Linked DNA regions of Homo sapiens: region 2 is linked to region 1. Evidence: chromatin loops called from intact Hi-C (ENCODE). Cell type or tissue: GM12878. All regions are shown on one strand. Links, peaks and the distances in the headings refer to the core of each region. The heading gives the core; the rest is flanking DNA.

What was found. A loop is a pair of places that touch in the nucleus more often than their neighbours do. Peaks named below come from ENCODE experiments on the same cell type or tissue, not always from the same donor. Only the 100,000 strongest peaks of a DNase experiment are listed, where the experiment ranks them.
Region 2: it touches region 1 in a loop (2.7-fold over the local background); 8 of 110 quality-filtered maps call a loop at or near these places.

Annotation. Positions count from the first base shown.
Region 1 is chr18:10,556,140-10,568,784 of GRCh38, reverse strand. No RefSeq gene overlaps it. Among named protein-coding and RNA genes, the nearest start is that of NAPG, 36 kb to the right of the region's middle. RefSeq lists a silencer at 7,999-8,293 and enhancers at 7,869-8,371, 8,724-8,783. In GM12878, for the core only: a CTCF peak has its summit at 8,151 (motif pointing left); DNase peaks (open chromatin) are centred at 8,144 and 8,414; H3K4me3 peaks cover 607 bases; H3K27ac peaks cover 800 bases.
Region 2 is chr18:10,684,221-10,686,720 of GRCh38, reverse strand. All of the region lies in intron 49 of PIEZO2 (piezo type mechanosensitive ion channel component 2), which reads left to right. Among named protein-coding and RNA genes, the nearest start is that of LINC01887, 59 kb to the right of the region's middle. RefSeq lists an enhancer at 885-954. In GM12878, for the core only: no CTCF peak of the experiment used is centred there; a DNase peak (open chromatin) is centred at 1,010; H3K27ac peaks cover 1,753 bases.

The DNA.
Region 1 (12,645 bases), core at 6,785-9,284:
AGTGCCCATTAGCGCAGGCTCTGGGAGCTGAGAGAAGAGGGGAGCCTGGGCAGCAGCTGCTGGAGCCTCCCAGGACTGGGCAGCAGAAGACCAAAATCCTAAAGGATAGGAATGTTCTACTTCTTTTTTAAATTAATTAATTTTTTTTTTTTTTTTAGATAGAGTCTTACTTTGTCACCCAAACTGGAGTGCAGTGGTACAATCTTGGCTCGCTGCAACCTCTGCCTCCCAGGTTCAAGCGATTCTCCTGCCTCAGCCTCCTGAGAAGCTGGGACTACAGGCACCTGCCACCACACCCAGCTAATTTTTATGTTTTTGTAGAGATGGGGTTTTGCCATGCTGCCCAGGCTGGCCTTGAACTCCTGGTCTAAAGCAATCTACCCGCCTCAGCCTCCTAAAGTGCTGGGATTACAGGCATGAGCCACCACACCCAGCCAAGGAAAGAAAAGTTCTAACAAGCGAGAGGCACCCTCCCTCCTGCAAGGCTGAGAGTAGTGTGCTCTGATGCCCCAGGGGAGCTGAGTCCCCACTCAGAAAACTTGTCTCTACAGGAGAAGGCTGTGTTCCCTTTTTGCACAGTGGATTTTTTTATTTATTTAATCTATTTATTTATTTATTTATTTTTGAGATGGAGTCTTGCTCTGTCGCCCAGGCTGGAGTGCAATGGCATGATCTTGGCTCACTGCAACCTCTGCCTCTCCCAGGTTCATGCAATTATCCTGCCTCAGCCTCCCAAGTAGCTGGGACTACAGGCGCCTGCCACCACGCCCGGCTATTTTTTGTATTTTTAACAGAGACGGGGTTTCGCCATGCTGGCAGGGCTGGTCTCAAACTCCTGACCTCAGGTGATCTGCCCCACCTTAGCCTCCCAAAGTACTGGGATTACAGGTGTGAGCCACTGCATCCGGCCTAGTGCAATGGATTTTAGAGCAGACTTGATGTAGCCATCAACGTTGTGAAAACTGGCTTGAGGCCTAATGCCTATTTCCATTTTCCCATAGCAAGGTTTATGGGTGCAGGAAATGTGTATGAGACCTAAGATAATGAATTTTTATACCTGTGAAAGTGGAGAAAATATAAATTTAAAACAACCTGCAGGCAGAGGTAATTAAGTAATTTTTCATAAATACTGAGTCTTCCATTCTTTAGAGACCTTGAAGTGCACCTGGTCCCAGCCCCCTCATCACAGAAAAGTGAAATGCAGAGGGGCTGAAAACCCTGCTTATGTCACAGCAGGGCCCACTGGGTCCTCATGCCTGACCCCCAGGCCATCACTTTCCTGTCATGCCAGGAGAAGTCCCTGCATGTCAAGTAATTGCTTTCAGAGATTAACCAGAGGAGAAGGTGTAAACCTGGCATCTACTTTACCCCTATATGAAACAGCTTTAGGGATGACATGTAAGCCAGAGCTCCACAGTTAAACAGCATGGCAGCTGAATCCTCACAAGGACCTTTTTGGAAAAAAAAAAAAAAAAAAAAGGTAGTGGCCAGGCACAGTGGTTTATGCTTTTAATCCTAGCACTTTGGGAGGCCGAGGCAGGAAGACTGGTTGAGGCCAGTTCACGAACAGCCTAGGTAACAGAGTGACACTTCATCTCTACAAACATTTTTTTTTTTAAATTAGCCAGGCATGGGGGTGCACACCTGTAGTCCCAGTTACTTGGGAGGCTGAGGCAGGAACATTGTTTGAGCCCAGGAGGTGGAGGCTGCAGTAAGCCATGATCAGTGATCAGGCCACTGCATTCCAGTCTGGGGAACAGAGCAAGACACGGTCTCAAAAAAAAAAAAAAAAAAGAAAGAAAAGAAAAGAAAAAGAAGAAAGAAAGAAACCTCTCAGCCCAGGCAAACAAACCAAGATGCAAGATGGCTGGTCACCCTAACTCTTCAGAGAATTCCCACAGTATTTGTGGTTTTCCCCTCGCTTTCTTTTCCTATGTCTGGTGGATTGGTAAACTCTTTCTCAATGATATATTAGATTAAATATGTAAATCCAATGAAAACCTATGAGAACAGTTGCAAATTACCCCACCTCCTGGATCAAAGTACAATTGGCTAAGTAATGGAAATTGTAATGGTGATGAGCCTTCAATCTTTACCCAGGAAAGTCAATGAAGTTGTGTTTATGCCCTGTCTGAAGGCAGTCCTGCTCTTCCATGACTTACACATGAACAGTGTTCCTGATGTTTTGGGAGTCAGAATATGGATCGAGGTGAGTCAAAGTTAACCAATGAATGAGTAATGAATTGGTTAACAGAAAGATTATTGTACCTTAGTTTCCTCATTTACCAATCAAATGTAGTAACAGTATGTACTTCGTAAGATCCTTACAAAGGTTAAATGAGTTAATACCTGCAAAAGCACTTCGGGGAGTGCCTAGCACATAGGAAGGACTCTAGACGTGTTCCTAAAAAAAAATAAATAAAAACTGCGTGGGACAGTTTTTGTTTTTGTTGTCTTTCTGATGCAGCTAGGAGCTATGTATGCATGTGCTTATACACAGTCACACACAAACTCATGTGAAGAACATGCGCACAGGAGTGAATATGAGAAGATTTGAAAATATATTTGAACCTCACTTTAATGTAAGGCCAAGATTTAAACCAAAGACAAATGAAGTTGACTCTTTTCTTCATGAACAATTTCTTTAAAGGGTGAAACTCCCTCATTTACAGAACTTTTGGCTCACACATAGCTGTGTTCACACCACTTTCAGCCAGCTGTCCAGACCGCGGGAAGCGGGACGCGTGGGCAGCCTTGCTTCTGAGCTTCCACCTCCACTGCTTGCCTGAGAACATCAGGGAATCTGCCTACTTCCCTTTGTTCAGCCAGTAGCAGATGTCTGAGCTCACTTTATTAGAAGGAGTTTGCTGGGTCACAAGGGGTTAGAACTTGGGAGGGGAGTTAATACAAGCACCTGAAACAAGCACAGTCCAGACAAAAGTGACAGGCAGATGGGTCCCTGTTTCTGGGGGTCGCGGTGGTTAAAATGACAGAGAGATGGGCCCCTGTTTCCAGGGGTCATGGTGGTTAAAGTGACAGGCAGATGGGTCCCTGTTTCCAGTGGTCACAGTGGGCTTGGCACCCAGTGAGCGGGGTGGAATGAACTGGAGATGACATGGCAGGAGGGGCTGGAAGGGGCACTCGAACCTGACCTTTCCAGTGGGAGGGCTGGGGTGTGTGGACATGAGGGGCGGGGCAGAGGGAGCCAGGCGGACGCACAGCTAGGGTGCTGTGGGGCCAAAGGCAGGGAGTGGTTTGAGAAAAGCACATGGAGTAATGTAAAGAGATGAGACAGCGGGCACCGGCATGAGAGCCCAGACTCAGGGCCTCCTCACCGACAGCCACATCCTCCTGGCCACAAGGCTGGATTTCAGCAGGGTGTCTTGTTCCAAAAAAAAAAAAAAACCAAAAAAAAAGTGTATTGATGTGCTCAATTCCTATCAGTCAAGCCTATGGTAACCATGATAAAAATGATATTTTCACAATGACAGAGATGGTGACAACAATCAAGACTTGATCATTGGGACAAGGAAGGATTGGAAGAACCAAACACAACATGAAGGGAATTAAGTAGGAGGTAGAGGAATGGGAGGAGGGAGTTGGGTTCATGGAGCTTCACGTCAACGAGATAATAAACAACTGGGTGGGGCTGAAATTTTAGAAGAGTCATGGCTGAAGATAGGGATTGAAAAAGCACCAACCCAGAGTTGAAAAATTAAAGCCATGAAAAACTGGGGCTAAAAGCAGGTGTAGGGAGAAACAGAGCCTGGGAGCTAGGGTCCCTTGAAAGGCAGGTGGGTCAGGGCCCCTGGAACTGAGGTCCAGGTCTCTGATGACCATCAAGTCAATGCCAGTCCCTCCAGCCCCCAGACTATAGCCCCTGATGGTGAACTATGAACATCTTGTATCCCACTTCCCATCCAAGCCCTGGGGTGCATCCTGGGGGCCGATGACAGTGTCAGGCATCCCTGTGCTTGCCATGGGCCAGCACCCCTGGGTGGGTGGAGATGGGCTGAGAGCCAGGCTGCTGTGGAGAAAACACCTGAAAGAAGGTGTCTCCCCATCCCCCTTCAGTGCTGCCCCCAAGACCTGAGCCGTCTGTGTTGTGGTCATCCCCAAAGTAGGTGAAGGGAGGATAGAGTTTCCCAGGTAAGATGGAGCCTGTGAGAACCCAGGGACCCTGTACCCTGGCCTGGCGTGACTCAGGAGGCGGATCTGGTGCAGAGGCTGAAATTCAAGAATCATCAGAAAAATTACCCACAGGAAGTACTGTGTCCACAAAGAGAGAAAAGAGAGAAAGGGGGAGCCCCAACCCCTATTTAAAAAGTCTGGAAGAGGAGAAGGGGCCCCCAAAAAAGGGATGAGGTGAGCCAGGATGGGACCGATACCTTTGGGAGGGTGAGCAGACGCCCCCTGTTCTGCTCTGCTCTGCGAGCCCTGCCCTGATAGATCCTGTGTCTACGCTAAGTACATGCCAGCTGGTCCTCACACGAGAGCACAGGTCTTCCTTCCTGGCGGTGGAAATGCAATCACGGCCTGAGGCCAAGAGCCAGGGCCCAGGGCAGGGCACACCACACATAGACGCTTGGACCAAGCATAGAAAAGGGGTGGATTTCACCCTCAGGGATGCTGAGCTGAGCCCAGCGAGGACATGGCATTTTCTGGGCTGAGGACAGGTCTGCTGAGTCAGAGGCAATGCAGTCAGACTTCAGATTTGTACTCTTGCCACCGTCACCTGGGATAAATGCCAGCCGTTTCACCTTCATTGGTTCCTTTGAGAGACCAGATGTTTTCCTTTGGAAATTCGGAATTTGAAACATAAAACTGAAAGAGCAGTGCCAGCCTGTCCATAAACCGGTTCCCTGCCGTCCAGAAGCTGCCAAGCCACCACCCAGCCTCAGCCTGGCAAATGGACTTGACCACGTCAGGGTTGTTGGGTTCACCTTCTACATCCTTCCCAGAAAGGCCCTTCTAAAGTGACTTCCCAAACGTGTGCCAGGCATCATTCTAAGTGGCTTGCATATGTTTCCTCATTCAATTCTCCAACAACTCAGCTGTGAGGACTCCAAAGAACCCCATGTAAAGGTGGAGAAACAGAGGCCCAGAGAGGGAAAGTCACTTGCCCAAGGTCATGTGGCCCGGGGCACTGGCATTGACCCCTGCAGGGCGCCTCCAGAGTCCTCTCCGGTAACCACTGGACTACGCTGCCTGTCAAGGGTGGATCAGCTCATTTGGGGTCCTTAAGCTCCTTGAAGCGTAAATCGTGTTCTATTCTCTTCCGTCTTAGCACATCCTGACAACCATGCTAAGCAGGAACGATCACCGAAGAGGAATGATCACCAAAGAGGAAGCTAGTGTAGAGGGGTTTATGGGTTTTCTGATATCACACCTGGAATTGGAATCCTTGTCTATTAATTCCAAGTCCTGGGCCTTAACAACAGCAACAGAAGTAGACTTTTACCCTAGGTCTAGGGAGCAGAACTACAGCATGTGGCTGGAAGAAGCCCCTGGCAGCAAACGCCACCCTGGATCACACTTGATAGAGAAAAACACCAGGGACTTAGAAGCAAAAGATTTCATTGTGAATTTCTACTCCACCAACTCAATGATTTAGGGTAAATTTCTTAAATTTGTGGAAATGATCCTACCCTGATAATGGTCTTCCTATTGCCCAGGGTTGTTAGGCATTGAAAACTAACGATGCCCTCTGTAAACTGTAAAGTGCTGTGTGGCTGCCAGTGCAGTTGTGGTTGCCAATGATAATAAGATATCTTTTCTCACTAGCGCTATGAGGGTTATGAAATGGCTATTTCTCACCATGGTAAAAATTCCTTCTCTCGGGCAGGCAAGAGCTCAGTGCTGCTGTGCAGCAGAAGCTTGAACTCAGAAAACCTTCACATCACTGCCTTTGAGGTGTGGGGTGGACAACCTGCGGGTAGTATATCATGGTTGTGTATTCCTGGGATTTCGTCCACAGAGTGTGAGTGGATGTTTTCTGAGAGGTCACTACAGTCCAGTGTGTTACAGACGTGCTGAGTCAAACAATATTCAAGGGCTTTCTTGTCTATAGCACTTCTCAAAACCTTTAATAGGCTGTGGCATGTAGTTCCAGAAAATATTACATAGAGTTTCTTAAACATTTTCAGCTGGGTTTTTTTTTTTTTTTTGGAATTTTTTTCAAGGAGCATCTCTTCAGAATAACCATCTGTGACTCACTCTGAGAAATGCCGCATGCTGGAAAGAGTTAAGAAACAAACAGTTGAGATGAAAAAAGTACTGGGTGGGCCCTCGATTCTTCAGAAGGCTCATACCTTCACCTGTGGAGCTTCTAGTGCAAATCCATCTCCCCCTCTCGCTCTTTCTCTGTGCACTAATCGCTTACATATCATTGTTACTGGGAGCAGCAAAGCCTGTCTGGGCAGGGTGGTGGATATCCTGAAGGCAACTCCCACAGTGTTTTACTGAGGAACCTTCATGCCTCCCTGCTTCCAAGCACTTACTGCCTAACGATCTCTGTGTAACTCAGAGGAGGGTAGGGTAGGGCAGGGGGTATTTTTCTTTTTCTTTTTTTTTTTAAGACGGAGTCTGGCTCTGTCACCCAGGCTGGAATGCAGTGGCGTGACCTCAGCTCACTGCAAGTTCCGCCTCCCGGGTTCACACCATTCTCCTGCCTCAGCCTCCTGAGTAGCTGGGACTACAGGTGCCCGCCACTATGCCTGGCTAATTTTTTCGTATTTTTAGTAGAGACGGGGTTTCACTGTGTTAGCCAGGATGGTCTCGATCTTCTGACCTCTTGATCTGCCCGCCTCGGCCTCCCAAAGTGCTGGGATTACAGGTGTGAGCCACCGCGCCCGGCCAGTAGCGGGTATTCCTATCAGAAACTTTTGAATGTCTCTGGGAAGCTAAACTAGGAAAACCTTCCTCTACTCCAATAATCTAGTTGGAAAGGGAAAAAAGAGCCAAGGACTTTGTCTTTCGGTGACATTGTGAACTTTCAAGGAGGAGAGAATAAATCCAGTCAGTCAGACAAAAAAGATGACAGGTTGCTTGGGGGCCCAGACAATACACACCCTGATGTAGCCTGTGTAGGATTCCAGGACTCAGAGAGAGGCAGACAAATGAGGGGTGACCGGTAAGAGCTGCTTCCAGAGCTTCAGAGCAGACCTCCATCCTACATGACCTGTGGGGGGAAGGGGTCCTCTGAGTGCTGTGGCTGCTAAATTGCCAGGGTTGGTTTGTCAGACACTCCTGCACTGGGTCCTCTAATGCAGGGTTCTGTGGCTTGGGGCTAAAACAGTGCTTAGATGTGCCTCAAAAGAATATTCCAGACCAGGGCTATCCAATAGAACTTTCTGCAGTGATAGAGATGCCTTCTGTGTATGTGTGCACTGTCCAAAATGGTAGCCAGTAGCCACATGGCGCTATGGAGCATTTGAAATATGGCTAGTGTGACCAAAGAAGGGAACTGTATTTTATTTTTCATTTTAATTAACTGAAATCCTAACAGCTGGCTATCCCATAGGACAGCGCAGATCTATGATGGTGTGTGCAGACATTTCCTAAGTGTTTACGGCAGAGGGGTGAAAAAGAGGGATCTTGCATTTTCAAATCTGTCTGTGGTTCCCAGGAGGGGACAATACCCCAACCCAGGGTGCAGCCCCTGCACACGTGTGAGGACATTTTTGGCTTATCATGGTTCTTGAGGGATGCCATGAGTATTTCCTGAGTAGGGCCAGGGATGCTCAATGATGGGCAGTGAAAGAACAGACCACACAGAGAACCGCCCTAGAGAAGCAGTGCCCAGGACAGAGCCTCAGCCACACTCAGAACAGCTGTTATCCACCATGTCATTTTGTCACGGCTCAGGGCCAGGAAAGGGACAAGGGGTGAATAGAATAAGCATTTGCACGCCGAGTGTCTGTGTACATGCATGTGTACTTCAAAGAACACACCCTGGCTGCAAGTTTTCATCTGATCGGTAAGCGCAAATCCTATGCACCAATTCTATAATTTATCCTCACTCTCTGTCGGTAGGGTAGTAGGCTTGGGATTGGTCCGCGTAAAGTCTTGGTCGCAGTGGGCCCTGGTGCTTTAGTCAGGACCAGCTTTCTCCCTGCTCTGGAATCTGTAAGCTTGCTCTGCGCCACCTGGTGGTTAGAAAAATTCTGACCCTGGACTCTCCTTGATAAACCTGAATTGTTTCTTATGCCAAAAACAGAGGGAAGGCGGGGAATAAATTGCAAATAAACGTGTTCGTTCCATTCCAAAAACGTTTGCTAGTGGAAGGCAGCATGAGGTGGTTATAAGCTCCGATGCCAGGGAAGCGCTCTGGAGAAGACCCTGACAACGAGAGGGCCTCACCGCCCCGAGAGCTCACCAGGCACAAGCACCTCCCAGGGGACGCCCCGGCTAAGCTCCCTCCCAGGAAAGCCCCCTCAAGGCTTCGGGACAGACCTAACTGGGTTCCACCATCTTCCCTCCCTCCCTGCCCGTTTCTCACGTGGGCTGCTGGCTTCCCTCCATCTCACCTTCCCTCACTCTCTGTTTCCCTTCTGTTCTGTGATCTACTCATGTCGCACCCCTTGTGGCTGCTTCTCCACAGACTTGCAATGTGCCCTCTCTGCCCTGTTTCCTTCATTCCGTCTGTAAGCAGGGGGCTCATGGCTGCTGCTGGACACACAGCCTAGGCTGGGGAGGGGCAGGGTGAGGGGGCATTTCAAGAGGGCAACATGGACAGCCTGTGGCGTCGTCACCAAGCCAAACATGCCCTGTACTTTAGAGAGCAAGGGCTGAACAAGGAAGCCTGTGGACACAGGCACGCCAGGTCACAGCTGCTCAGAGGCGAGTCAGAGATGTCTGGATGAACTTGGGCTCTAACTTCAGCAGCCTTTCCTATGCACTCTTATGGGGTCTCAGGGTTTGCTACTGCAGCCTGAGAACATCCTGGGCTTCCTTAAGCCTCCCCCTGCTCCCCACAATGGTGTCCTCCCCTCACTCCCAGGGGGAATCTCTGAGCTTAATAATTCAAGCACGCTCAACTGTGACAAGGGACCCGTGTCAGCATAGGAAATGTTATCTGCCTCTGTTGATTCCTCAGTAAAGAACCTCAAAGGCCTCAGCAAATGACTGCGTGGCCTGTGAGAACCCTTGCCACCCTCCCAGGGTGGACCTTGGATCTAAGATCCTCACAGCCCATGGCAAACTCCTCCAGGATGGAATAAAAGCCAGGGTCAGGGGTGCAAGGGGCTCCCAGGTGCACATCTAGACATGAAAGCTGCATGCCAGAGGGGGCCATTCATGCCTCACCTGAAGCCCCTGACACCTGGCTTCCACATGCTGAAGTCTGGCTCAGACACCTTGTGCTGGAGTCCCGGTAGCTCCACAGGCAGGTGGCCAGTGCAAATGTACAAGGCCCACACTCTGAAGGCCCTGCACGTGGGGATGTCTTGAAGTTCTCAACAACTATCTTAGAATTTATGTTTTGTAAGCTAAGTCTGATGGGACAGTGGAGGCTGCATCCTCCTGCAGGGTCCATCCAATAATGGGCCATTGGCAGCCCACTCCCCGACCCTGCCCAGAAAGTGCAGCTGCACTCCCCATCAGAGATGGGCACAGGGAGGGTTGGGCTGGATGCACACCTTGTGCCACGTCACAAGGCATGGGTCCACACACCCACGCAGGTCTGTTCCTGAAGCAAGACATGGAATAGCAAACGAAAAACACCATGGCAGGTCAACAGAGTGACTGCAGAGGGAGGTCTCTGCATTTCCTGCATGTTCATTTTGCACTGGGCCCTGCAAATCATGTAGCCAGCCTGGCTGTAGAGCACCCCCTAACTCCAGGGTCACTGCCGGCTGGAGTCACCCGGACCAGGATGGATTACCAGCAGCTTCTGGAAACTTTTGGCACCCCTACCATTCTAGCTCACTTGGGGAACATGTACGTGCATGTCCTGGACCAGGTGGCTGTGCAGCTCAGAGATGTCAGGGAACTCCCTCCAGATGCCTGGGCCACGCTGATTTCCACTTGTCAAGTAACTTCTGTCATCCTGTCCCTATTCTCACTGGAATTTCTGGTGACCATCAGAGCAATCTGTGCCTGTGAATTTTCTGTCTCTCCTGTAGCTGTCTACAAGGCACATGGAGGAGGTAAGGAGCTGAGAGGATGGGGACAGAGCCAGGGTCTGGTGGCCAGTGAGTCCCTGTGGGCCAGAGGTCACAGCTTGCCACTCTGTCCATATGGAGACTCTCAGCCCATGCTCACCGCAAGAACAAGGACTGAGGTGTGAGGAGCCTCATGTGTCTCAGTGGGACTATGCTAACACCTTTGCCCCACTCACTTCCTCTTCTTGTACTGTCCACTCTCTTCTCTGATAATAGGGATACATTAACTCACTCTTTTTGTCAAGAGAATCAATCAGTTAGGATCATAGCATTACATTATTTAAGATGATGCTCAGCTCTGAAAATAGGAATGGTGGTGGGGGCGCACTCAGTCCTTCAGTACTAACAAGTGCTCTTTCATCATAAACCAAAACTTTGTTGGTGTCACTTCTAATTTCATCCTATCATTTAGGTCAATGATAGAAACATACAAGCACTCAGAAAAAAAGGCCAGGTGCTTGGAAAATTCTGGTCTTTCTCCTGTATAGATCCTGGAAGAGAGGCATTCGGGCTGGCTAGGGGATTTGCTTCCCATTCTGGAGAATGAAGCCTCCAGAGACATGAACAAGAGAATGAGATGTTCCAAATAGGTTTGTTCTCAATTATCTATGACCAAAAGCATCCCAAAGACTGACAGGGTCACAATGCTAGGGCGCAAGACCGTCCTTCACTTATGGGCCTGAATCATAGGTGCAATGGTGGTTTTGTGGTCCTTCAGCTAAGGACACTTGACTTTGTTATTGCAGAACTAAGCACATATCATTGTTTTATTTAGGACTGAACCTAAATCACACTTAAAAAATGAAACATGAGTTCAATTTTTAACACAACCCTTTCAAAGATAGGATCCAACAAGCAGTCTATGTGATAAGCCACTGAAGTGCTGACTGTCCCCGTCAAGGTCTTCGGTGCAAATCATGTAAGGTGTAGATTGTTCCACTTCTTGAACTGTAAAGCCCAACCTCTAGAAAGGGCTACGGAAGTACTTTCAGTAAAGAGGAGAAGCAAGATTTCTGTGTATAGGTTCAAATATTTGAACAGGGCCGTTCAGACCAATTTTGTTTCTAATTTCTTCTTTCCCAATCACTGCCCACCTCACGTATCATTCCTGTGAAATCACTGCCAAATCTCATCTTAGCTTCAGGCAATAAAAGCTTTTGGTTTGGCTCTGAGATTTGGAAAAGGTGGCACCCAAGAATCATGGAAGAGATCCATGCTGGGCCCTGAGAGGCAGGTAGCTGAAAGCATTTCCATGTGCTTACGTATTTCTCAAAGCACATGTTGAAATCCTGAATGTGCCTTGGCCTACTATCTAGTAGGGTATGTTCAGTCTCTAAAGTAGGCATGGAGGGCTGGGGAAAACAAAGAATCCCGTAAGTTAAATAAAATTCTTCATGAACTGAGTAGCATGGCGTCTATTTGTTTTTAAAAGTGTTGGGTAAGTATTGGTGAGTAGAAATGAGTGGGAACCACATTACTAAAGGCCTGCCAATTTCAATCAAAACAGAATAGCATTTGCTGAGTGCTTTTGCTCATGTAGTTATTAACAGTTATTGAAAGTGTAATATGTGCCAAGCACTGTTCTAGGAAGAGGGAGAAAGGGTGCCATGGCTCTCGTGGAGCACATTTTAATGGGGGAGACACACAACGAAAACATCAACACACAGCACAACTTCCAGAGCCGGGGAGTGCTATAAAGTCAAATCAAACAAGAGCAAGAGCAATCTGGGGTGGAGGGAGGCGATTACAGGTAGAGTAGCTGAGGACAGTCTTGATGTTTATCGTATACTTTTTTTTTTGGTGAGACAGACTCTTGCACCGTCGCCCGGGCTAGAGGGCAATGGCACGGTCTTGGTTCACTGCAACCTCCACCTCCTGGTTCAAGCGATTCTCCTACCTCAGCCTCCCAAGTAGCTGGGATTACAGGCACCTGCCACCACGCCTGGCTAATTTTTTGTATTTTTAGTAGAGATGGGGTTTCATTATGTTGGCCAGGCTGGTCTTGAACTCCTGACCTCGTGATCCGCCCACCTCAGCCTCCGAAAGTGCTGGGATTACAGGCGTGAGCCACCACACCTGGCCATTGTGTACTGTTTTTCAATCGCTCTTTACAAGAGCTTTGCACCTGTGAACTCTAACCCCACAACTGCCCTGTCAGCAGGTACCGTTGTCCCCAGGTTATCCGGTGAGGAAGCTAGGGCATAGCAGATGTCAGCCTCGAGGCAACATCCCCGAGTGGGGAAGGACCCAGACAAAAATCTGCAAAACGGCCTCTAGGCAGGGACCTAGACAGGCAGATCCTGTGGCCAACTGGGGAGTGCCCAGGCATGGGGACAGGATAGCTCCTCACAGACTGTCCTCAGCCACCATCAGGCCATGTTGAAAACCAAATGAAGTCTGCTAAAATGACTTAGGCTTTAGTCTGAAATGCATTGCACTGGTTATCAGGAAAGTTTGACTGTCAGAACAGGAACTAAGTTCA
Region 2 (2,500 bases), core at 1-2,500, 120 kb before region 1:
CCTCAAGTCTAGACCCCATCTTTCACTGTGGGCCCCAACAACCCTTAATACTTCCCACATTGGGGCTTGTTGTCTCTTTTTCTGTCTATTATGAGCTCTGTGATGGCAAGCTCAGTGTCTGTTCATCCATATATGGCCTAGGAATCACTTAATACCCTGAGCCTAGACACACAGTAAATGTTTGTTGAGCAACAACTAAAAAGAGTTGCCTATTTACAAACGCACATATCTCAGTGCCTCCCTATGCTGTCCTGGCTACCTGAAATAGATCCACCCATCCTCTCTTGTCTCTGACTCTCTGGAGCTTAAGCTACTGGTTCTTTCCTGGTTTACCTTCTATCCTACTCTTCTATCCTCATCTATTCATTCCTTCCACATTTTTAGACCCAGAGAGAGAAGAGAAATTCAAGAAGCCAAATATGTAGAGTTTGGGATACGTGAATACTGAGAATAGATGTTGAATCTTATATTCGCTAGATTGCTAGTGATCTTTGCACAATGAGTTTCAAAGGTAGGATGGGTGCTGACACCCAACTGCAGGGACTTAGGAGCTCACTGGAGGCAGCGTCTTGGAGGGATCAAGCCCAACAAGGGCACAGAGAGATAATTAGTTCAAAAGAGAAGCAAGCCCAGAGGATAATTTCAAAATGGGGAGTGTTTGGACCTCTCTGGAGACGATAAGGAAAAGCCAGAAGAAAATAGTAAAAATTCTAATATCAGGAAGTTCTGATGGGGGTCTGGAGATTGTAGAGTCAGAGGCACAAGTGAGCGAGTCAGTTGTGGCAAAGAGCCATCACCATCCTGCAGAAAGGGCAGGAGGAGGAGAGGCCAGTAAGGCGCAATCTCGTGCCCGCAGCCTGCGTTCTCCATAAGATGGGGGAGCTCCTCTGCTGAGAGCATGGGAAGACAAGGCCCTTTAGGTACAAGAGCTGCCAGAAGGCTCGGGAAACTGACAGTGAGACGCCGTTTCACTTGGGCGAACAGGTCACGGTGCTTAGGAAGGGGGTTTCCAAATCACAAAAGCCCCTGAATGATCCCACCCAGTGTGACCATCTGCACGGATGCAAGACCGTGTTTGTTGGAAGAAGCGGCAGCTGCTCTGTTCTTCAGCTCACTGCCTTGGAGCCACCAGGTGACATTTTTCACACTGTCATGAGGTGGTTGCAGCCACCACCCCGCCTCCCAATGAGGGAAGGCTCGTTCTGGCCTATAACTCGAGGCATGCATGCCAACAAAGACTTAAATTACCTTTTTATTTTAAAGAAATAAGAAGCCTCATTTTAATATATCACAGCTACTTAAGTATATACTTCCATCCTATGCTAAACCAATGGCTACTTCAGGATATTAGCCTTTGAAATCATCCATGGCAAAACTTCCTGAGACATTTAGGTAAGTGGGAGGTGATATTGGGGAGTCTGAATGAATCTGGCCCTGGTTAGTACTAGTCTGAAAAGTTACTATTATTGATCCCCTGTCTGGAATGAAGTGGAATAATAAGCTGCTCTTAACAGTAACTCTTCCTGGGTGTGATTCCACATTGAATGTGACAGGCTGCAGGGGCTTTACAAACACACTTTATGAAGCAAGAGCAATAACCTGAAAGGCAAAATGTTGGTCCGAGCACACACAGTGCAGGCCACTCACTCTTATTCTGCTTATACCATGACTTCCATGCACCACTTTCCAGAACATTTCAGGAAGCTGATTGGAAATGCAGTGCAACAGGAACACCAAGCAGGAAGCACAGTGAGGAGCTGAGTTACCAGCGGCTGCCATGAGCCATGATCACGACACCGCACTCTGGTCTGGGTAGCAGAGCAAGAGACTATCTCAGGGCAGCAGAGCAAGACACTATCTCAAAAAATAAAAAAGAAAGAGTTGAATGGCCTAGGAAAGGGGTAACGGAGCAGCGCAGGACAGGAAGGGGACAATGCCTTTGAAAAGGGAGGGGAGGCTGAATGTGGTGGCTCACGCTTGTAATCCCAGCACTTTGGGAGGCCAAGGCAGGTGGATCACTTGAAGTCAGGAGTTCAAGACCAGCTTGGCCAACATGGTGAAACCCTGTCACTACTAAAAATATAAAAAATTAGTCGGGTGTGGTGATGTGTGCCTGTAGTCCCAGCTACTTGAGAGGCTGAGGCATGAGAATCTCTCGAGCCCAGGTGGTGGAAGTTGCAGTGAGCTGAGACTGCACCACCGCACCCCAGCCTGGGCGACAGCAAGACTCCATCAAGAAAAAAAAAAAAAAAAACAGGCCGGGCGCAGTGGTTCACGCTTGTAATCCCAGCACTTTGGGAGGCCGAGGCGGGCAGATCACGAGGCCAGGAGATTGAGACCACCCTGGCTAACATGGTGAAACCCTGTCTCTACTAAAAATACAAAAAATTAGCCAGGCATGGTGGCGGGCACCTGTAGTCCCAGCTACTTGGGAGGCTGAGGCAGGAGAATGGCGTGAACCCAGGAGGTGGAGCTTGCAGTGAGCCAAGATCGCGCCACT